3 separate regions of the Mus musculus genome follow, and all the other regions are linked to region 3. Evidence: chromatin loops called from intact Hi-C (ENCODE). Cell type or tissue: left cerebral cortex. All regions are shown on one strand.

What was found. A loop is a pair of places that touch in the nucleus more often than their neighbours do. Peaks named below come from ENCODE experiments on the same cell type or tissue, not always from the same donor. Only the 100,000 strongest peaks of a DNase experiment are listed, where the experiment ranks them.
Region 1: it touches region 3 in a loop (8-fold over the local background); 21 of 42 quality-filtered maps call a loop at or near these places.
Region 2: a loop joins it to region 3, with 5 times the contacts of the local background. A loop is called at or near these places in 16 of 42 quality-filtered maps.

What each region holds. Positions count from the first base shown.
Region 1 is chr2:84,827,828-84,835,827 of GRCm38, reverse strand. It overlaps Timm10 (translocase of inner mitochondrial membrane 10), which reads right to left. Exons shown (of 3, transcript NM_013899.2): 3 at 5,615-6,038. The coding sequence ends at 5,837. Among named protein-coding and RNA genes, the nearest start is that of Timm10, 4.8 kb to the right of the region's middle. In left cerebral cortex, CTCF peaks have their summits at 4,017 (motif pointing left) and 7,208 (motif pointing left); DNase peaks (open chromatin) are centred at 3,691 and 3,968; H3K4me3 peaks cover 206 bases; H3K27ac peaks cover 1,317 bases.
Region 2 is chr2:85,007,764-85,015,763 of GRCm38, reverse strand. All of the region lies in intron 8 of P2rx3 (purinergic receptor P2X, ligand-gated ion channel, 3), which reads left to right. Among named protein-coding and RNA genes, the nearest start is that of Gm39868, 20 kb to the right of the region's middle. In left cerebral cortex, CTCF peaks have their summits at 1,364 (motif pointing right) and 7,795 (motif pointing right); DNase peaks (open chromatin) are centred at 2,850, 3,706 and 7,802.
Region 3 is chr2:84,885,922-84,893,921 of GRCm38, reverse strand. It overlaps Rtn4rl2 (reticulon 4 receptor-like 2), which reads left to right and starts at 7,230. Exons shown (of 3, transcript NM_199223.1): 1 at 7,230-7,260. The coding sequence starts at 7,230. In left cerebral cortex, CTCF peaks have their summits at 3,763 (motif pointing right), 5,046 (motif pointing right) and 6,013; DNase peaks (open chromatin) are centred at 5,767, 6,064, 6,738, 7,540 and 6 more places; H3K4me3 peaks cover 2,737 bases; H3K27ac peaks cover 2,125 bases.

The DNA.
Region 1 (8,000 bases), 58 kb after region 3:
CTCCTATGAAGAATTCAGTTCCAAAAGCTGCAGGGACGCACACAGAGGAAGGGGGCTGTAGCATAGGTCATTGCCGAAAGCTGCCCTTCCAGGCCTGCTGGACCTTCTGGGGCTCTGAGGGTTGCTCAGCAGTTTAAAGCAACCATTCCCTCTCCTCTCTTGCTCCCATTGTAGCCTGATCAACAGCAGCAGCAGGTCTCCCCGGGCTTAAGTGACAAAAATGGAGACACCCCAGATTCTGTTCTGCGACGTCCTCTTTGCATTACCCTGTAGCTCCCGCCTTCTCTCCATACACTGGCCTTCCTGAGCCCTGCTGCTCACTGAGCCCACAATGGACCCTTGCAACCTGGCCTTCCCAATTCTGCCCCACGTGACCACACATATAACCAGCATGATTTACTGGGAAAATACTTTTATCTGGCTACTGCCTTTGAAATATCTTCCGTGTCTTTCTGTTAGTGGAGTTAGGCAATTTCCATAAGTGCCCGATTCAATAACTTTCCAGACTCCACCTGTTTCGTAGTCTATGTAACATTTGAGCTTTAACGTTCTGTGATGAACTCATCAAAGTGTGCCTGACTCCTCTGATGGACTGTGCGCCTCTCAGGGCGGGCGCATGGTGTGCCTTCCCTCTGCCTCCCACCCTCCAGAGCCCCTGCAGGGTAAATCCTCATCATCCTTTGAATCTCACTAGTTTATCGGGTTTTGGAGCATGTAGCCTTCTCTGAATACCCAGACTGGGAGCCCGGTCCTTCTCACAGCCTCACTGCTCTTTGAACATCTTTTGTAACACTTACTAAGAGGCCTTTGATTTAGGGTTATTGGAGCACACTGGGGACAGATCGTCCTTCTGAGTAAGAGACATTTTAGGAGAAATATTAATGCCATGGAAAGTGGTGTGGTGTGGTGTGTGTGTGTGTGTGTGTGTGTGTGTGTGTGTGTGTGTGTGTGTTTGGAGGGTTACGACAAGATCACAGACCCCAACACTGTAGACAGACAGCAAAGAAGGGGCCAAGTGAGGAGTCCCTTCTTAAAGGTCTCAGGCACCATAACTGATGAGTGGCCACAGCACAGGCCTGCCTCTGACAACCAGGGTTTGGGAGTAGGAGTTCTTGCTTTATGAGGAAGGAAGGAAGGAAGGAAGGAAGGAAGGAAGGAAGGAAGGAAGGAAGGAAGGAAGGAAGGAATCTTGTTAGTGGGTAACTTACAGGACATGGGGGAAAGGGGAGGGGGGCACACTTGCTGATGGTGTACCCATTACCTGGTGGGGGATGTGCCTTTTGATATCTTCGGAGTCTAGTAGCCTGCTTCTATCCTTGAAGAAGGAAGAATAAGGGTACCAGAGACAGAGAAACGGCTCAGTGGGCTGATGCTTGCTGCCATAGCAGGTGAAAACACTTGCAAGTTTTTCTGATTTCTGACATATGTGCACATATGTACCCACTAATTTTTTTTTAAATTAGGGTACCTGCTATTCTTCTGGAATTCAGGCACCTTGGGAGTCTGCTAGAGGGTAAGAGATAGGCTTTGGGTAGGGGGGCTTGTCATTTCCTTTACCACAGCTGTAGAAAGCGGCTAATATATGTGGGTGTGGCTTAGTCAGCTCCTAGCCCAAAGTCTGATGCTTCTCACAACTATAAAGCCACCTGGATTTAGTACTTGTCCCATCAACTGGATTTTAAACCTCATTCCAACGTATCCTATGACCTAAGACGATGCTCATCACAAGACTCCTCTCAGCTCAGCATACAAGAGCCCTTATACAAGTCTATCAGTGCGTATTGAGAAAACAACTCTTAGCATTTGTCAGATTTTTAACAGGGTTTGAGGCCTGAAAGAGGCTGTGAACCTTTCCCTAGATTCTGAAGGGACTGTCCACCCTTCAGAAAAGCATCCCCCACTAGAATTTAAGCTGTAAGAAGGGAAGTGTCTGTTTTTCTGTTTTGCTCATGATGTATGCCAAGGACCTAGAATGGTACCCAACACATTCTAGCATAGGTGTGAAGAGAACAGCAGTCTCAGACAACTGCTTCAGGTACACAGGCAACATGTGCACAAGCTGTCTGTGGCGGAGTTACCTCAAAACTCAATGCTTTATCTCAGCTTCTCAAGGTTGAGAGATAAGATGTGACTTGGCGGGCTGGTGAGATGGCTCAGTGGGTAAGAGCACCCGACTGCTCTTCCGAAGGTCCAGAGTTCAAATCCCAGCAACCACATGGTGGCTCACAACCATCTGTAATGAGATCTGACTCCCTCTTCTGGTGTCTGAAGACAGCTACAGTGTACTTACATATAATAAATAAATAAATCTTTAAAAAAAAAAAAAAAAAAAAAAAAAAAAAAAAAAAAAAAAAAAAAAAAGATGTGACTTGGCTGGGTCCTGACCTTCAATATCTCTCACTGGCTTGCAAAGCGTGGATGAGGGATGCTGTCATCTGAAAGCCAAGCAAGGGCAGGATCTGCTTCTAAGCTCACACCTATGGTGGGACATTTACCATGTGAGTGTTGCTTACCCCAGGGGCCACTTCACAGGTCAGCTTTCCACATGGGAGCTGGCTTGATCAGAGTTAGCAAGGAAGAGAAGAAGAACGTGCAGTCTTTTATAACTATATCCTGTTACCTTAGCTATGATCCTTTTTATCAGAAGTATCTTTCATCTAGTGCACATTGCATACAGGGAGGGGATCCACGTAAGAGTATAAATACTAGGAAGAATCACTTGAGGCCCCCCGGAATCTTAGAAGTTGCCTACCATGGGATTCACTCACAGTAGAAGGCATAGGCCAGAGCTTACTGGCTCAGGCCAGTGAGGAGGAAGCAGAAACCAGTGGTGAGAGCTTTGATGAACAGCTGAGCCTTTGCCCATCTTCCAACAGGCTGTTATCAACGTAGTGCAGATTTACAGATCTTCTAACTTCTTAAAAGTAGCCAAAGCCTAGATTTTTGTGAAGTATTTCTTTATTTTTAAAACTAGGATAATCAAGCAAAACAAAATCTGGGTTTACACTTCCTTCCAATGACAGAAAGGACCTAATTCAGTCTTGTTTCTCAGACCTTTTGAAGAGTCTACGACTCTCCAACCCTCCACTCCATCCCAGTGCTTCACTGGCAGCAAGACCTTAGCCAACTCATTCTGTGCACATCCCACAGAAGACAGTGTGAAAATGCAAAGTTGCTGCAATATAATTTCCTTAGAGGGGGCTGGGGTAAAAAGGAAAAAAAATGTCCTTAGGGAAGTCCCCTTAAGCCATCGAAAGCAGCCTTGGGTTTGTGATTCAGAATTCCAGCTCTGCCTTTGACACGTGTATAACTCTTCTTCATCCATAAAAGGCAACAGTTGTACCTACCCCAGAGTTGTCCTAACATTACGCAAAATAATAATACAAGGCCCACAAGAGAGGTTAGCTACAGCAAGTCCACATAGGTGAGCCAGCCTTTACATCATCAGCCCTTTCTCCTTTCACAATCTGTACCCTGTCCCTCCTTGATCCATTATCTACTGCCATCTAACACGGTCTGTCTGGCTGAGAGAGCAAGCCTGTGAAAAGCAGACCTGTTCCTGCCACTGAAAGGTTTCAATCCTGTAACAGCCTGCTGACGCCCTTAGCGGGAGACACTCCAACTGGCTTAACACAGCCTACTCCCTAAGCTGTTCTGGAGCTGAGCCTGCCCGGGCTTCTGGGCTCATTGCTCAGCTTTTCTCTTCACACTTGGTGTTGCAGCCACACTGCAGCTGTTTCCCAACCCTCCACACTTCCCTGCCGTGGCACAGCCTAAGAGCTATCCCTGAGCTGGAACCTCTCCTCCTATGTCCACCAGGCCTTGTTTGTTCCAGCTCTGCACTATCAAGAGAATACTCATGATGTCCCTTTTAAACCTGAAAGCAGATACAGTTTCTCTTTTCCTCACAGTGGCTCCTCTTCCTAGCAATGTGCTGCGTTGCTGGCAGAGTACAAGCAGCTGTAACTTTGTGGCACAGGCCCCAGCAGCTCAGACCTGTGTGCAAACAGCGCCACCTGCTGACCAAAATGTGTATTTCAACTTTTAGAAAGACTTCGGCCCGTCCTAACAGAACAAAGCCTTTTGCGATTTTACAGAAGTTAATCTAGTGTTTCCACTTCCCACAAAATTTAGCAAATGATTGAGTATTTGGTGTATTCCAGACACCTTTCTAACTATTGGGTTATTAGTTTGCACAACCACTCGAGGAGGCAGATGGACCCTACTGCAATTTTTAACAGGTAGGGTGACTGAAGCAGTCAAAAGCCTCTCCCAAGGTGACACAGCTTGAAATCTCAGCCAAGACTCAAAACTGAACCTGCACTTGTAAGCTAAATAAAGTCTCTGCCTCTACTGTCCCAGACACCTCTACAGAGAAAGCCTACACTGAATGTACAGCTTTGACAGTGGCTTCATTCTGAAAGCTGCAGTCCCAGGGCCCTCCTCGGACAGCAGTAAGGCGTGGCCTTCCCACTGCTATACTGTGTGACCTGTAAGCAGCTGCCTCTCTGAACCTGTTTCCTAACTATACCTTTACCTGGGTGGGTGGGCGCTCTCATACACTGAACAGTGACTGGGGAACAGTCTCAATCAGGAAAACACAGATGGTGACGTCCCCACTCAGGTCCCGGCCTAGATTGCTTTCCAGGATGGCTGACCCACATCCCATCTTGACAGTACTATAGCTATCTAGTAACACCTGGAGCAGAGTGGCTACTTGCTCACAAAATCCTATCCACTGTCACATCCTCTAAATCGCTCCTTTTTGATGTGGAGAAATGGCCTGCTTGCCTCCACTTACTATCCAGCTTTAAAAGATACTTAGTGCTTCCTATACCAAGTCACTCTACTATATCACAGAGATGTAGCACATTCAGAGTCACACAGCAAGCATCAAACTCTAAGCACAAACCTACCAGTCCCACTGGTCTATAGACTTAAAGCACTGTGTTAAGGTACACAACCATTGGGCTGGAAAGATGGCTTAGTGGTTAAGAGCACTGACTCCTGCTCCAGAGGTCCTGAGTTCAATTCCCAGCAACCACAAGGTGGTTCACAATCATCTGTAATAGGATCTGATACCCTCTTCTGGTGTGTCTGAAGACAGCTACAGTGTACTTATACACATAAAATCTTAAAATTAAAAAAAGGGGTGGGGGGGAGCCGGACGTGGTGGCGCACGCCTTTAATCCCAGCACTTTCGAGGCAGAGACAGGCGAATTTCTGAGTTCGGCTACACAAAGAAACCGTCTCTTGAAAAAACGGAAAAAAAAAAAAGGGTGGGGTGGGGTGGGAGTACACACCTGTAATCACAGCATTTAGAGGCTGACACAGGAAGACTGAGATTGAAGCCAGAAGCAGACCGGGCTGCATAATAAAACCTCACCTCAAGATACAAGCAACTTGCTGAGCATGGTGGCACACATCTGAATCCCAGCACTTGAGAGGCAGAAGCAGGTGGATCTCCGTGAGTTTGAGGACAAACTGGTCTACAGAGTGAGATCCTGTACTTAAGAACAAAACAAAAAACCCCAACCCCACAAATAGAAAGACCCACTGCATTAAATTCCCTCTACTTTTGGATGACTCTTTACTCTCAAGTAAAGACACTGCGTTGCACAAATTTGTTTTAATAAGATATATACATATACACACATACACAGTCACAAACCAGCGTGACAAGTCCCCTTCTTCAGCCAGGAGAGCTCTACTACACGCAGGGGTCCTGGAGATGCTCAAGGGCCTAAGTATGACAGGTTTCACATGTGACATCCATTAGGGACACTTTAATCAGGCAAGTGGCAAGGTACACCTCAGGTGTAGACAGCCTGGGGCGTCATGCAGGCCCCGAGCTCTGCTGTACCCTCTTCATCAGCTCCTCATCCTGCATTGACAGCTCTGTCAACTTTTTGCCCATCCTCTCATGGATGTCCAAGTACTTGGATACACATCGGTCCAGACACACAGACTCGCCTTTGGACAGCTCTGCCTCCTTGTAGTGGGGAGGCACGCACTTCCGGTGGCAGGCACTGGTCATTCTGGGATTAGAGAAGAACAAGGTTGTATCAGTGACTTCCTGGAGCATCCCAGGCACCTTCAACAAGCCCAACCCTGCTGCATTGATTCTTGCCTCGTTCCCTCCGTCAAGAAAACAGCGGGAACCCCCAGTTTTCACTTCAACCACCTTGGAACGCTTTTCCAACTAAGACTCTTCTTTGAGTCATGTACAAGACTAGTTAAAGAGGAAGCACTTGCTGAACACCGGCTGTGTGCCAGGCGTCACGCTAAGGGCTAATACAGGTTCTGTCATGCAACCCTCACAGTAACCCACTGGGGCAGGCACAATCACTATCCCCACTTTACAGACGAGGAAATTAAGACACAGCTCAGTAAGAGCTGAGGGTCACACAAAGCTAGGTAGTCTGACTGCGCAGTCTGTATTTTAAAAACCATTCCAATTTGTAGTCTCCAAGACAAACCTACCGAGAGCTGCTGTCGAAAACCAGCAGATACCTGCTGGTTCCTGTATGATGTGCTAATGCTAGAGGCTTTCAGTTTAATATTGCAATGTCTTTATGGAGGGAGCAGTGCTTCTTAGGTCAGTTTTACTGATGAGTAACCAGTTATGACATTCAGCCTAAAGACACTCAGCTGCTGATGGTGCAGCAAGATGTTTCCAAACGGCTACAAGCAGTAGTTTGAAGTCAGGCTGAAGTTCTGGTCCTGACATTGCTACTGACCAGCTACAGCCCCTGAGATTATTAAACCCCTTGACACCTCAATTCCCCTGTGTTAAAATAGTACTAATAAAATTAACCCACTGATTTTCTTTCTTTCTTCCCTTTCTTTCTTTTGAGACTGGTCTCATCTATCCCAGGCTGGTTTTGAACCCACTATATAGCCAAGAATGATCCTGAACTATTTAGTCTCTGGCCTCTAACTGCTGAAATTATAGGCACCATGTCAAGATCAAACCAAGGGCATCCTGCATTCTAGACAAAAATCCTACGTTATTATATCCCCTTCTCCCTTTGAATTATTTTTAACTATTTACAAAACTGATAATGGGGGCCTGGAAAGTGGTTAAGAGAACTGACTGCTCTTGCAGAGGACCTAGGTTAGGTTCCCAGCACCCACACGGTAGCCCACAACTATCTTTGACTCCAGTTCCTGGAGATATGATGCCCTCTACTGGCCTCTGCGGGCATGCAAGCAAAACATCCATACACAGAAAACAAGTAAACAAACAAATAAATAAATTTAAAGTGATAATATATATAAAATGCTTTGCAAATGCCTAACACAGAGTTAAAGTATAATTTAGGCCGAGTGTGCACACCTTTAATCCCAGCACCCAAGAGAATGAGACAGGTGGATCTCTGAGAGTGAGGCCAGCCTGGTCTATACAGATTAAGCTGACAACCAAGGCAACACAGAGAAGCCCCATCGTGAAAAACAAGAACAAAACAACATCCACTCCATCCCCCCCAAAAAGGAAGAAAAACATTAATAAATATTAGCAACTAAATACTATTCATTACTAAATGGCTGTTCAGAAGGCTTAGGCGGCAAAGGCACTTGCTGCCAAACCAGAAGATTTGAGTTCAATCCAAGATGAGATCCTATTAAGCTGCCCTCTGACCTCCACATGTGTGGCGCTATGGCATGCATGTTGGCATTCATAAACAAACACAAAATACATAAACTACATAAACAAGGGTAAATGGGCTATCTAAGGAGAAAGAAAGATGGAAACGAGGAGAGAAGAGAAGAGAAGAGAAGAGAAGAGAAGAGAAGAGAAGAGAAGAGAAGAGAAGAGAAGAGAAGAGAAGAGAAGAGAAAGTGCTTATATGTTCTTGATACTCAGCAGAGCCTGGGCAGGAGATTCTCCATCATACACCCCTTTTATTCCCTCCAAATAGCCAACCAAGTCCTTCCAGTGACCTGTATTTACTTCAGCGAAGCACGCGGTGAGGGTGGGGCGGGATTAGGAGGGCGGG
Region 2 (8,000 bases), 120 kb before region 3:
TCTGCAGCTCTTTGCTTGCAGAATCATTGATTTTGAGATTGTCTAGGTGTTAAAAGATCCATTGGGCACTTCTAGACAAAGCTGTCCTCTTTCAGAGAGGAAACAGGAGCTCTGAGGGAGAAGTGATTTGTCTGAGATTGTGAGAGCAACTTAGTATATATAGCCTTAGAGGTCATTCTATCCTTGCTCCCGCATCTGTCTTCCTAAGACATAATCCCAAGCACAAGGATACTTCATACGGTCACCTGTTTGTAATGAGCCAGGTCCAGTTACTGGCAAAGTAGCCTTGGGGGTGCATCTCCCTTCAATCCTTACCTAACGTGCTTGGTTCTATCCATCTATACTATCCATCTATATTAATTTTTGTATGTTCACTAAAGGCTTTTGTTCTTTCTCCACCTGCAATTTGGTGGAGAGAATTTTCACTCCTTGGTTTGCCTATTCCCCATAGGTAAATATTCTAATTATCCCTCAATATAATGTTTTCAAAGCTTTTTTCCAAGCATATTGAGAATGCAGTTGCTAGGGTTGTCTGGATTTGTGGTGGACAAAGTGCAGCTGTATCTAAAAATAAAACCTAGCAGTTCAACAATGCAGATAAAAGACCCCCAGGAGGTGGCATCCCGTAGCTTAAACACAGGACTGAGAAGTGGGTCTTGCAGCTCAGGTAGACACTCAGTTCACCGGTACAGGGTTTTAAGATGGGCTCCTTGTTGTAATTGTGTGAGCACAGAGAGCATGTGAGGGCATTAATGTGTTCGTTAGCCACTGAATGTGGCTAAGTCTGAGTGAGAGCAAGTCAGTGTGTGTGTGTGTGTGTGTGTGTGTGTGTGTGTGTGTGTGTGTAGGCACTGATGGTTTAATGACAGATTTATAACACTGTATCTATCAGGGATTCGGCAGGAAGCAGATGGCAGTTTCAAATTGGGTAATTCGAGGAGAGCTTAATAAAGGGGCTGATCTGAAAGTGTGGGCAGAGTGCAGGGAAATTACAGGCCCCAAAGATAGGACATGGGTCTACAGGGCAGAGGACAGAAGGCAGGGGCTGGAACTAAAGTCACATGGGCATGTGAGGAGAGGGGAAGCCCCGCCAGCATCCAGAACAGAGACAAAGCAGTGCACCAAGTCAGGGAGAAGCTTGAACCAGAAGGTACATATGAGATCTAGTCCAAGTCCCTCTACTACCAGGTGGAGGCTGCTAATCCCTTTATACTGTTGCTCAAAGTGTGAACCATTGCCCAGTAAAAGAACAGGCACTCACAGACATAAGCAATTTTTTTCTTAAAAGCCATTTTATCTACAAATATAGATTTTCTTTTCTTTAAGATTATTTATTTTATGAGTACACTGTAGCTGTCTTCAAACACGCCAGAAGAGGGCATCTGATCCTATTATAGATTCCTGTGAGCCATCTTGTGGTGGCTGGGAATTGAACTCAGGACCTCTGGAAGAGCAGCAGCAGTCAGTTCTCTTAACCATTGAGCCATATCTCTGGCCCCCAAATATACATTTCCTTAAAAGATACTCTTTTTTAGACTAGAGACGTAGCTCAGTGGTAGACCACTTTCTTAGCATGCCCAAGGCTGTGGTTCTGAGGTCAGTCCCTAGCATGTCACTAAAAGATATTTGTCTGCAAATATAAGACTCACAGGAAGTAGTGACATGGGCCCCCTTTCTCTCATATAGTTCTGTTACCCTCACAGGAAATTAGCATCCTAGATGGGGGCAGGTAGGTCCTTCCAGCTCCGTATACATTTGTACATATGCAATCTAAAATTCCATGTCTTTGAAGACCTCAAAAGCTCACCTCTGTTCCTTATGTTAAGAGCCCTGAACGGTGAACCTGTGAAACCCTTTCTTTCACACCTGTGCTTCTGACCTCATTCACAGATCACCACACCCTCCCACGCAGAAAGGTTTTGAAACTTGTCAGAAATGACCCACCTTCACCAAGGCTCAAAGCCAGAGTCTTGGTCTGTATTCATTCCTTCTAACTTACCTTCAACTATTATGACTTGCCAACAACACACAAATGTAGTAACTGTAAGATTACAGTGCTGATTAGTAGGGGGAAAGCAGAAGCACTTTTTAAAACTCCTTCACCTTTAGTAAAGAATTTTTTTTTAATTCACTTTACATCCCACTCACTTTCCCCCTCTCCGTTACCCCCTCCCACATTCCTCCCCCCCCTCCATCCTCCCTCCTCTTCTCCTCCAAGAGATTGGGGCCCTTTGGATATCCCTGCACCCTGTCACATCAAATCTTTGCAAGGCTAGGCACATCCTCTCCCACTGAGGCCCGGCAAGGCAGCCCAGCTAGAAGAACATATCCCATGGACAGGCAACAGCTTTGGGGATAGCCCCAGCTGCAGTTATTCAGGACCTACATGAAGACCAAGCTGCACATCTGCTACATATGTGCAGGCAATGATCCAGCCTGTGTAAGTTCTTTGGTCAGTAGTTCTGTCTCTGAGGACTCCAAGGGTCCAGGTTAGTTGACTCTGTTGGTTGTTCTGTGGAGTTCCTATCCTGTTTGGGGCCCACAATCCTTCCCTTATTCTTCCATAAGAGTCCCCAAGCTCCATCTACGAACAGAAGCACTTTTCATGATGTCTGGTTTCTCAGTTTCCCTCTAAGAGTTCCTAAGACAGCATTGCTCCGAAAAGGCAGCTCAATTTTGGATTTCCTCTCTTGGTGTCTGGGACAAAAAAAAAAAAAAAAAAAAAAAAAGGCCTGTTCATCTGCTAGCTGTTCCTCGCGTGCTAGGTGTTTCCAGCAGGCGCTCTGTGTTGGAAACGCACCCACAGCAGCTTTCTCAAAACGCAGAGTTGGCCTGGTTCCGCTACCATATCACAGCGTGCAGATCACTGAGCTCCTCGGCCAACTGAAAGAGTCAGAGCTGAAGTGGGCCCTGGCGCTCGTCACTTCTCTACAGTCTGCATTTCCCCTCCTCCTTCCAAATGCCACAGGACATGTGTCTTTAAAGGCAGCCACTTCAGTCCTTTTCACAGAAAACCATACCGTTGGAAGGCCTCTTCCGTGGGGTATGTTTTTTTGTCGCCATGATCCTTTTCGCTCCTCACCATCCTGTGGTAGTAATGAGAGGGCCAGTGGTCCTGGGTGGACCCAGCCTTTTCTAATGTGTGTTTCCATCCTGTCAGCACAGCAACTGATGTTGTTAGTAGAAAATAGGATCGAAAACTTTTTGAGTGCTGACCAAGGAACTAAGAGGGTTATCTTCTCACCTCTGAGGAACTCTGGGCCTCAGAGTCTCCTTTATCTAGCCAAGGCCACATACCTTATATAGTGCCAGAGAAGGTATTCAAAGACTGGGCCGCTGGCCTCACAACCTACACTTGCAGCTACAGATAACATAGCAGGACCAGTAAGGTTGCCTCCCACGCCCTGCTTGCCCATGTGGCCCAGACTAGCCTACAGCTCATGTGACCCAGGATAGCTAGCTTCTAACTCACAGTAATCCTCCTACTTTCCTGATGCCTAGATGACAGGTGTGGGCCGCTCCAGCCAGCTAGTAATGTGCTTTTAAAAATCAACAGCAGACTTTTTAAATGGCTGCTTTTGCAATTAATCAGGTCCCTAGACTCTTAAGTAAATAAACTTGGCTTCAGGCCTGTCTCTCAGGGGAGGAGTCCCAGCAGGCTCTAAGGATGTGGCCCCCGTCCCAGATGCAAAGAGACTGCCAGGCGATATTTTCCTATCGGTACGGAATCAACTGTAAAAGTGTATTTCAGCTGGCAAAATGACTTCCCAGCAGGCAAAGCTTTGCTGAGAACAGCACCTCCTTCACAGAGAAACCCAAATTCCAGGCCCAACTCTTCCTTCCCAAGTCAAACCCGGATCCTGCATGTTTATTGCTGTTTTTCCTGCTGGTTTAACAGTTTTGAGTCCTGCTTTAGAAAGGAGTTTCCACTACTCTATGGGAGGACAAATCATTTCTAAACAGATATATGAGTGCTTCCAAGGGATTTGTGCACCGTGTTAAAAACCCTTCTCCATTCAGCAAACACTGCTGAATGTCAGCTCGGCATGGGGAAGCCCTTGCAATGGCTGGCACTACTCAAAGATAAATTTGGCTGCCTGCTTCCTTGCACAGGAGTGTTCAGGCCTCAGGGATGAAAACTCTTACAGATAATGATGAGATGACTTTGAAGGTCTCTTTCAGCTTCTAGTTCTATCACATGCTGAGCTTCATGGTGGACAGAGAGTTGAAAGAGGCAAGTTCCTGTGATCAAGGGAATGATAAACCTGAACCCAAATAGCAAAATTGTTTATCCATAAAAATGCAGGCAGCTTTCCTTAGCTGTGGGCTCTATATCTGTGGACACTATCAAATGTAGATCAAAGACATTTGAGGAAGCAATTATACACACCCCAAAGAAGAGCTGGCTTTGTTTCCTTCTTATACCCTAAAAAATACAGAAGAACCACTATTTGCACAAAATGTACACTTTGTTAGGCATTCATTATAAGTTATCTAGGGAGGCTCTAACACAAACAAAGCAAGGGGCACAGTTTATAGAGAAACACTATGCAATTTTATATAAAGGGTTTGAGCCTTATATAAAATGGGTTTTGGTGTCCACGGGGCTTCTAGAATCAACCTTTTGGAAATACTGAGAGATGACTAAGAATAATTAAGCTAAGAATAACTAAAACAAAGGGGGTGTAGCTCAGTTGTAGACTATTTGCTTAGTATACACAAGGCCCTGGTTTCTGATGCCCAATCAAGAACAAAACTAGACATGGAGGTACACACCTGTAATTTGAGCATTTGGGAGACTATGGCAGGAGGACCCTAAATTCAAGGTCATTCTCAGCTACATATTGACTTTGAGACCAGGCTGGACTACAGGAGACTAACAAAGCAAAAAGAACAGTCAATATCTACCTTTACACCTAGCACTCAGGATGCAGAGGCATGCAGAGCTCTTTGAGCTGTGAGTCATCTTGGTCTACATAGTGAGCTCCAGGCCAACTTGGACAGGTTAGGCTATATAGTGAGACTCTGTTTTTAATAATAATAGTTGTTGCCACCATCATATCATCACCATCTCCACCACCACCATCATCATGAAACAAAGATGAACTAGTTAGAGCCCAGGGTATGGATGGATTCCAGCCCAGGGAATAAGTGTGATTGAGAGCAAGTCTCATTCCCTCTGTAAACCTGTTTCTATTTCTATAAAATGGGCTGTAAAGACTCTGTAAACTCTGAGAGCCTAAATTAACACACATAGGTGTCTAGGGGCATGGCCAGGGAAGGGCTTTGGAAGCTGGGGCTGCTGAAGGGTGCACTGTTATTTATAGCCCTGTCACACTGGGATGGAGCTTCAACCCTGCCCCACAGAAGCACCTCTGACAAATGATTTATTACAGCAATTGGCGTTTGTACTTACTCATCCTTTATCTGTCCCCGCGGATGGCACAAGGGAACACATGTAAAGCATCTCACTACTGTCAGGCCTCAGAATGGCTCAGTTTGGTCCAGCGTTGAAATGTTTGGTTTGGTCACAGAACAGGTAGGTGTCTCTGTGAACATCTCAGTAAGAAAACACAGTCAGCCAGAGCTTGGGGAGAAATGTACACCTGAGGAACCAACACAGGAGCAGAGGCAGATAGATAGGAAAACTGGGAGCCATTACCACCCTAGATTTGTAGTCGTTGTGGGAGAAATGGGTGTCTAGATTTAAACGAGGATCCCTGGCATATGCAGCACACAGGCACAAACAGGCACAGCCAAGATGGGACTGAGAAGCAGTACACTTGCCTTCTGGTCCTCAGCCATCATCAACCTCTCATCAACCAAACCTGCAGACACCAGAGAGCAAGAGGGCAGTCCTCAAAAAGCAGAGACCCACTCTAGAGACAAGAGAGGAGTGCTTTACAGCAGCCTCCTGCCAGTGTCTGGCATCAGTGGCCCTTCTAGGTAGGCCTGGTAGTGATGCTTCATCCCTGACAGCTCCAGCCTTGTCTCCTCTCTCCTTTCTCTTCCCCCTCTCAGATCAGCACTGGCAGCTGCTTGAGCACTGTCTCTCTTCTAGTACTTAAGCATCATCAAGTCAGAGCCATGGTGTGCTTTCCTTGATAGCTGTTGGAAGCACCTACTTAACAGGCTTCTTGCCTCGTGGGACTGCAGTCAACTCTTTTTTTGGTTTCCAGCTTAGGGAATTAGTAGACTTGGCATTTGAGCAGCCTGAGTTCAGATCTCAACCATGCCCCTCACCTGAGAGTTGTCCTTTTCTGTAGCTTGCAAGATCAAAGATAGAGAGTCTGGGTGTTGTGATATACAGCCTGTAATCTCAGCACTTGGGCGGCAGAGGCTCAAAGGTTGCCACAAGAATCTTTGTTTACAGAGGGAGTTGCTGGTCAGCCAAGCTACATAGAGAGGCCCTGTACCAAAAGCAACCTAAGTAAAGGAAGGGAAAATAAAACAGGTTACACACACACACACACACACACACACACACACACACACACCCTACTGAATCTGTTTAGTGTTGCTCTTACGTACATGTTTAGGAATGACAACTTAGGATTGAACCACATATCAAAGAACTAATTTCTGGAGAAAATTGATTCTTCCTCTCTCAGCAGCCACTGAGCCATTGATTACCTGTAGCTCTTCAGCTAGGAGTGAGGCCGTGTGAAATCTCCCCCACTGACATGGCATGTCACTGATGTTGTCATCATGCAGGTCTTGTTTAGACAACCATATTATTGTGATTTTTGTGGATACTGCTTCCCAATTTGTCTAGGAAACACTATCTAACAGCAGGAGGTCCTTTGGCTCTTAAAATCTTTCCATGCCCCCCCCCATGATGTTCTCTGAGCCTTAGGTGTACAAAATGGCTGTGTTGTAGATACATCAGTTGGGGCTGAGCACCCCACAGTCAGCCATTCTCTGCATTCTGACTAGTTGTGACTTCTGTAATGGTCCCCATCTGCTGAAAGAAGAATATGCATTGAGGAGAGATGAGAGCTAGTTTTAGCTTTAAGTATAAGGATTAGTATTTGTATTTAGAAAACAGTTAGGAGTTATACCAGCTTAAGAAAGTGGCAGTTGTAGGTGCTTCTCTGAAACCTCACTAGTTCTGGGTAGTTGGCTAGATTTACAGTATGATGCACGATTTTTTTCCTGTTCAGCAAGCCTTAAGTCCAACTATAGACTGCTGTTGGTTAGCATCAAGCTATAAGTACCACTATTTCATTTTCAGGGATATCTTGCTATGCTGGTCATTGTTGTGATTCATAGGCATTACAGCTGGGTAGATCCTTTCTTTGGCAGCTTGTATGACACCTTCAGATACTATACGAGCGAGGCTTCAGGTCCAGAGGAGTTCTTCCAAGTCCTGTATATGAAGTGCACTAGGATCTTACTTTCACATTCCAGTGTCTTCACACTAGAAAACACCAAGGGCAATGACAGGAGCCTCTTGGGCTCTCCTGATCTGCAACTTAAAGTGAGATTTCTCATACCTGGCTTTTAAAAAGATTTATTAATTTATTATATGTAAGTACACTGTAGCTGTCTTCAGAAAATCCAGAAGAGAGCGTCTGATCTTGTTATGGATGGTTGTGAGCCACCATGTAGTTGCTGGGATTTGAACACAGGACCTTCGGAAGGGCAGTCAGTGCTCTTACCACTGAGCCATCTTGCCAGCCCACTCTTATATTTTTAAAGCAAGCTTATAAAACAATGTGTTTCCCTATACCTTTTTAAAACATCCTTACTGTCATTTACGTATGAGTACTCTGTCTGCATTTACAGCTGCATGACAGAAGAGGGCAGCAGATCCCATTATAGATGATCATAAGCCACCCTATGGGTGCTGGGGATTGAACTCGGAAACTCTGAAAGAACAGCTGGTGCTTTTAACCACTGAGCCAACTAGCTCTATCCATCGTTTATTTATGTCTCCTTTTTCCCTCTCCTGCTCTGCTGAAGTATTTCCTTCCCCCTCCCAATGCTAATTTATCCCC
Region 3 (8,000 bases):
AGCATTCATGCAAATTTTGTGTCCTGCCCTTTATCAACAAACAAGTTATAAACAGTTTGCATGTTTCTGCATATCCTTGATTATTACCAGGTTTTCGCCTTATAGCCTTGCATTGACTAGAGCAGCCGTGGTTTTTTTAACCATCTCACTGCTTGGAGAAATGAAAGAGAATGATTCCACTGGCATGCCTGGGGGCTTTTTTCCACCTACTGAATTATGTTCTTTAGACCAATTCCCAGAAGCGGGCTTAGTGGGTCAAAAGATAACAATACTCTCAGGGCTCTTGTTGCATATTCACTTGGTTGTTTTGCAGGCTTGCAGACTGCTTCCAACGACTCGCTTGCACAGATTTTACCCAGCCTTGCCAGCGCAGGATGATGATGTCTGTTAAATTCTGCTAATTTAATCAGTCTGAAATGCTACCCTGATTCAGCTTTCATTTCCATCTCTTTGATCACAAACAGTTTGAACTATTTCCCAAGTATCTGTTTGCTCTCTTCCTATCCAACTGGGTGAAGCAGCCGGCCACATCCCTCACCTCTTTGTCTATTGAAGTCTTTCGATTCATGTGCTAGATTCCAGGGAGTGCCTCAGAGTCCACAGAGAGGAATCCTTTGCTAGCCAGATTTGGCCGCTGAGGTTTTTTGAGCAGAATGATGCGTGAGCAAGACTACACCTTAGGAAGATTAATTCTCAGCTTAATTGAGGAAAATGGACTGAGAGGCAGAGATATCTGTCAGCAGGATATTGTAACAGGGATCTGGACTAGGCAGTGACTGCAGACCCCAGTCAGTAGGGGTCTTATGTCCCTCCTTCTAAGGCATGTGGCTCTTCTCTTCACCCCTATCCTACAATCCCCCTCTTTCCCATGAACTTGCCCTCCCTTGAAAATCCAGTGGAACCCAGAGGGAAAGAATTATTCTGCTCTATCTGCTCACTACATAACTAAAGAAAGTCTTTCCCAAAGAGGATCTCAGACATGCCAAAACGCCCACCCTTATGTGATGTCTTCATAAAGGTAATGCAAAGAAGTGTAGTTATAGCAATACGGATGTTTGGCTCATTGGGTTTTGTTTGTTTTGTGTTTGTTTGTTTGTTTTGTTTTGTTTGCTCTCTAATGTGGTCCCCAGACTAAAAATCTCTAAGGCAACCCATCTAGTAAACACCACAAACAGGACTTCTAAGCACTGCCCCACCTCCAATTTAATTTTTCACCCTTTGATAGATACCAGCATGACCCAGACCCCAGCAGAATGTATGTGTGACATGGAAATATCAGAGACATTGACAGGGCTCACTTCTGCATACATAAAATAAGTGGAATGAGAGAAAATGTGAACTCTGAACTAGGCAAGTCGGCAAGTTCATGGTCTTAAGGATACAAGAGTCCCTTCATCCTTCAAGGGACTCCAGTCCAGGCAGTGGGACCCAACTTTTGAATTACTATGCCTCCAGGAAGCCAAATCTTGACTGAAGCTCAGCACTATGTGGGGCTTCAAGAAAGAGAGATTATTAGTATGTACTGAGGTTGCTCAGTCCTGATCCTTTTGGATGAAGTCATGTGACTTCTTGGCATGGCTGGACCTAAAATGTACAGAGTTGGGGTGCAAGTGCAAATAGAAATATTATTGACATAGGCTGGGAGTTCTCTCCTCACACAGCAGTCAAAGCAGGCAAGACTTGCCCCTCTGAGTAACCCTTTGCTTCCCAAGCCGCGGCCACCCTTCCTGCATTCTACAAAGAAATCTGATACTAGAAATCTGCATTCAAATTTAGAATGGATTGATTCCACGAGGTTCTATACAGAAATATACCATGTCCTAGTCTCTTCCAAACTATAATTTTAGCCCTAACAAGAGTCCTCAAGGACAAACACACAAACACCCAGATCTGCAGATCTATGGTCTGTGAACATTCTCTCTAATGCACCCCCCTCCCCCGAGCCAAGCTTCTGTTATGGGAACAGAAAGGTGGGTTGGAGAAAAGGCTCATGAGTATCCTCAAAGGAGAGTTGGGCCTTGATAAAAAAAAAAAAAACAAAAACAAAAAACCTCTGTAGTCCCTAGCACCACAGTGAGCATACAGGCTCTAAGAGGCCTTAGGTAAGTCTTATCTCGTGGATGGATATTGCCTGGAGACAGACTGGCAAGTATGGAGCTCAAGGCAAGACTCTTCTGGCTCCAGTTTGTGTTTCATCTGCTAAACGGACTACAAACAAAACCTCCCTCATAGAGTTTCTCTAAGCCATCTAGTGCACAGAAGTTGGTGGCCTGAAATAAGTAATGACACACAGTAAGTGCCATAAGTAACATGAATTGAATCTTCTGGAACTAGAGTTACAGATATTTGTTAGCCACCGTGTGGATGCTGGAAACCCAACCCTGGTCCTCTGCCAGAACAAATGTTCTTAACCTCCAATTCACCTCTCCAGGTCCCAAACATGACCTTTAAACTAATATTGTTTGTTTGTTTGTTTGTTTGTTTGTTTGTTTTTTCTTCCTCGATTTAGAAAGGTCTGTTTTGGTGTCCTCTCCCCCACAAGACTAGCAGAGCAGGTCATGATCCTCCAGCTGCGGGTGCATCTTGAAGATGATGCAGTGTGTGTGGTAATGGACCAGTTCCGAGTAATGCAGGGGAACATCCACTAGCTCTGAGTGGTGGATAGAGAGAAAGCTAAGAACCCTAAAATGAAGTTCCACAGAATCCCTACATATAAATCCTGATCATCTACCGAGCCCATACACCACCCACTGCCCAGAGCTGGGACAGTAAGAGCAATGTGGACCCTGACTGATAGACCCCAGGTTAAGTAGCTTCCATCCCAGAAGGAAGGCCAGAAAGCCAGGCTCTCAGGAACTCCAAATCCGCGATGTTCCCTTCAACAGTGGGGAAACTGAAGCCCTGAGAGGCCATCCCAGGTTACACTCACAGGAAGGATTGAGGCTGAACTTCTGGTTGAGTTTGGGAATCCTGCCATCACGGTGAACAACCTTGGCATGTGCTAAGAGATGCTAGCAATGTCAAGTTCAGCTCCATGGGGAGGCCATCATGACTAAGGACTCACAACCCAGCACGACCCTTTACCCCTGATGAACTTAGGTTCTAACTCTCCTTTTTACCCACAAACTGCAGAGTCTGGTCTCCAGGTCGTTCTAGGCTACAAGCACAGGTAGCGACACTATTTAGCATTCTTGAGCAGGGGGTCAGAGACTCTGTTAGATTTTTTTTCATGCTTTATCTCATTTAATCCTCAAACAACTCTATGATCTGGGAACCAGAATTTTTCCTCTCTCGTTTTCTACCTGAGGAGCCTGGAGGCTTAGAGAGCGCTCAGCCCCTTGGTGAAGGTCATCTGTTTAACTAGTGAATTGTGCAGCAAGGCATGCACTAGACAGAGCCTCTGTGTTTGTGACCACTGAGCAATCTCAAAATATGCATTTACTAAACAGTGTTCTAATGTTGAAGGTGCCAAACAGGAGGTATTTAGGAGGGGGTGGGGGAGGCTCTGTTAACTCACTAAATGGCACCACCAGAAAGATTAGGGGTCCCAGTGACACAATGAGAATACTCATGGAGGACATATTGTGATAATCTGGCTAATATGCCACCTCCTTCTAGCCTTCTTTTTCCCAGAAACTGGCTTGATGGGGGGGGGGGGGGAGTGCGGGGAGGGGAATAGTCTATATTCATCAACCCCTTTCTAGAGATCTTTGGCTTCCACTAGGACTGCAGCTCCGCATATAGCCACCAGAGGGCGAGCCATGTCTGTGGCCAAGAGTACCCAGAGCCCGGCCAACTGTCTAAGCAGAGATCTGTCTACATGACCAGGCCACCTTCCCCGGTTACACTGAGCCATCAGTATACCTCTTGGGATCTCCAAACATTTCGCTGCCAAAAAACAAAAACAAAAACAAAACAAACAAACAATCAAACAAACGAAAATACCCATCACGAGGTCTGCCTCTAATGGGTCAGCCCGTATCAAAAAAAAAAAAAAAAAAAAAAGACCTCGAAACAGCAATGAGGCCAGCTTGCCTTGGGAGCTGGAGACTATGTAACCTGATGAATGCTACTTTCTCTATGTACAAATGAGTAAAGGGAGTGTAAGGAAGAGAGTGAATGGGCCGGGGTACTTAGAGAAAGCTGGTGCTCAAATCCAGAGAGAGTTGTCAGAGTGCAAGGAGAGGGGCCCCCAAGAGTAAATGTCTGGAGAAGCAAGAGGTGGGAATAGCCCACAGGGAAATCCAAACGCACAGCAGGATTCTGGGAAACCGCTACTAGCCATCCGCCCACCCACCAGCCAGCGGTCCAACAGCCTTGCTCAGCACCTGTTGGACACACTGTATGAGAAGCATTTCCTGCCCTCAAAACGCTGGCAGTCTAGAGGAGCGAGTGGTGAGTCAACAGATAACCATGGGAAACCCGAACACCTGTACAAGGCGGTGGCTTAGAGAGCTTGTGGCTGTCTAGGGAATCCCAACTTGGGCTGATGGAGAGGCCTGGAGCTGAGGACCCTCTTCCCCACACAGCTCATCCCAGGATGGGGTTCCCCTCCAAGCTTTGGTTGTCTGCCTGTGCTGGGGGCCAGTGTCCCCTCCCACCCCTCTCAGAAGAGCTGAGGCCCAGGGAGTCGATGAAGCACACCTGAGTCAGCCCGCCGCCCACCCGCCCCTCAGCGTCTGTCTCCGCATCTTGTGATATTTCGCTCCCCGGGAGCCAGCCCCATTGCGCTCCGGAGGCAGCTCGGCAAACAAATCCAGCGACAGATTGTGCCGCGGCTCATTCCGGGGAAGGACGCCAAATCCCACCCTGCTACCCCCAACACTCCCTCCCCGCCGCCCCCTCCAGCACTAAACACCCCCCCACACCCTCGCGCACGCTCCAGGAGCGGGCCCTGCACAGGGTAGGACCCAAGGAAAATCAAGGCTCTATTCCAGAGAGAGGAGACCCAAATATGCCCCTTTCTGTTTCTATCTGACCTGGAAAAAGAGAAAAGCAGGAGAGAAAATTCAGGGACTGCCAAGCTGCGAGCCCCGGAAGCAACGTAAGATAGAACCACCAGGGGGCACTCCAGAATGAGGTGCAAGAGTCTGAGAGCAGCTACCACCACCAACATCGCAGCCCAGCCAAGAAACAAGATGAAAGGGAGGAAGGGAGTAGAGACAAAGAGGCGAGGAAACACATGCGGACTTGGAGAGGCCAAGAGGAGGCTGGGACTCTCTCTCTCTCTCTCTCTCTCTCTCTCTCTCTCTCTCTCTCTCTCTCCCCCCCCCCCTCTCTCTCTCTCTCTCTCTCACACACACACACACACACACACACACACACACACACATACACAGAGACAGAGAGAAAGAGAACCAATGAAGACAGAAGATATACTCATCTCATCTTTGGGGAGGAAAGGACAGAAACTAAAAGGCGGCGCACAAGAGAATAGAGATTAAAGATGGGGATCATAAAATATGAATAAGAGTTGGGGGAGAAAATGAGAGAAATCGAATGAGTACGAGAGAAGAATGGCAGATTATAAAAGGTGCGTGGAGTGAATGAGAAGAATGAGACTAGCATATATAAAGCGCCGACTGTATGCCGTGCACAGCGTTGGACCCAGGCACAGGTATGAAGAGGAGCCCGTGCCTGGACTAAGGGTTCCTCCGCTCCACTCGCAGGCAGGGTCCGACTGCATCCAGATGGCCCTGGCACCGCCGCCGTAGGCACCACTGCAGCAATCCCAACCCCGCGTGCGCCGCTTGGCGACAGTTCCCCAAGCGGCTCCCTTCATACGGGGGTTATCAAAAACCGTGTACTAGGCACCTTGGACTGACCAAGACTAGGGCGAAAGGCGTTGAGGCTTTTAAAATAAGGCGCTGAGGTCAGGGATTGGCTGACTCCGCCAGGATAGAGGCGTCTAGGGACCCTATGAGGCCCCTATCCGCCCCTTGGTAAGAAGAGGGTTAGAAGTTTTTGTGAACCAGCAGTCTGCTACCACTTTTGGATCCTCTTCTGCCCTCTGGCGAGAGATAAGAAATCATACCCTTTGGGACATATCACGTAAATACACGCGCGCACGCGCGCGCGTTCACACACGCACACAATTCGCACGCACGCTCAAACTTACACCCATTTGTAAAAAGCTTTAAGGTACATACAACACACCTGAACATTTATTCCCTTCTCCTCCCATCCCGAACTCGAGCGCGCAGAATTTCACACAGCCCTCGCGTGGCTCAACCAGAGCAGAAACCAGCGAGCACACACTAGTACTCCCGCCCTGGTCCTGGTTCCCGACAGGAATAAAAGGCCAGCACTCAGCTACACCTGCCCAAGCGTCTGCGCGCGCGAGCACGCGCACATACACTTGCTCACACGAACTCCTAGACACACTGGTCCTATAGCTATGCAAACCGCCCTGAGGGTCTAGGAAGAAAAGAAAACGTGACATTTTGCAGTCTTTAAGGGACGCAAACGATCGCGAAGGGCAGGGCAGGAGGAGGGGCGCTGAGTGGGAAACTGCTCTGAAACTGCATATCTTCTGGGAAAGTTGGGAAATCCTCACCCTGAACAAGTCAGGGGGTGGGGGTGGGGAGGGGACTTAACACTACTGCATGCGCGCGCGCGCGCGCACACACACACACACACACACACACACACACACACACACACACACCAAGAAGGGATTTCTCTAAAGGCATGGCGCCGCAGAGGCTACGGGAACACAGCCTTCCCGATCTCCCAAGGTTGGGAGGGGGCCGGAGACTGAGTGGTCTAGATGGAGAACTACTCCCTCCTCCTAGTAGCCAGCAAAGGGTTAAACCGGCAGGCCGGGAAGCGAGGGAGGAGCCAGCGAGTGCGGGAATGGGGGGGGGGGGGGAGCGCTTCTTCGCTGTCCCCACTCTCCCTCGGCGAGCAGCCGGGGCGCACGGACCGACCGACTAACCGACTCCCTGCGGGGCCGCGCTGCTGAAGGGGCGCGGACACCGGGTGTCCAGGGTCAACCCAGCCCTTTCCATCCCGTCGTGCCCCGCCCCGTCCCGTCGGGGCCGATGGCTCCTTCCGAGGCACGGAGTCCGGGGGGCGCAGGGTAGAACTCCGCAGCCCCGCTACGTAGCCCGGGACTCCCCGGGTCCTTACGGAGCCCCGCGGAGTCCCCGCCGTCTGTCCGGCGGGATAAGGGAGCGAGTGGGAGTGCCCTCCCCCCCGCCGCCCCCTCCCCCGATCGTCGAGACAAGATGCTGCCCGGGCTCCGGCGCCTGCTGCAAGGTAGGGACACCGGCCGGCGGGAGGACACTAGAGAGAGAGGCGCCCCTCTCCTTGGGCACGAGGGTGGGGCAGTGAAGGGGGTGGGGTGGGTAGGGAGCAAAAAACCGCTTAGCGCGGGAGCGGCGCCTCCGCCCCCAGAGCTGCCAGCCGCAGGAGGGCACTGGGCTTGGAGCCTGCGGGAATGTGCGGGGAGCTCGTGACCAAGGGGGGACGCGGAGGGCAGACCGAGCTGGCTGGGAGGAGGAGAAAGAGGCTCAGGTTCTGTTGTCCCGGCTCCACCTGCTCCGGGGGGACGCTGAGGACTCGGGCCGGCTGGGGAAGCGCCGACTCAGCAACTCCTCGTGCCCGGTGTCTCAGCACTTTCCAGTCACCTGGGAAGACAAGCCATGTGGGTAGGGGTCTGCCTGGGAATGAAGGGGGTAGAGAGAGATTCCCCAATGGCCCTGCCTAGTCGCATAGATGGAGGGGCTAAAAGGAGGCTAGTTCCGAGCACTGAGTGACAGCCAAGGGTGTGGGCTGGAGACTGGGGGCGGGGAGGGTAGGGGTCGGAGGGAGGAGGGGAGTCAGGATGAGAAAAGTGTCTAGGGAGGTGGGGGTGAGAAAGAGGAGGTGGGGGGCGGGATAAAGGAGGGGTAGGAGGAGGCATAAAGGTTAGACGACCAGAAACTGGGGTCCAGGGGAAGACCAAGGAAGAGGGAGGAGAGGGTGACCAGTTCAGGAGAGAGGTGTACAGGGGCATA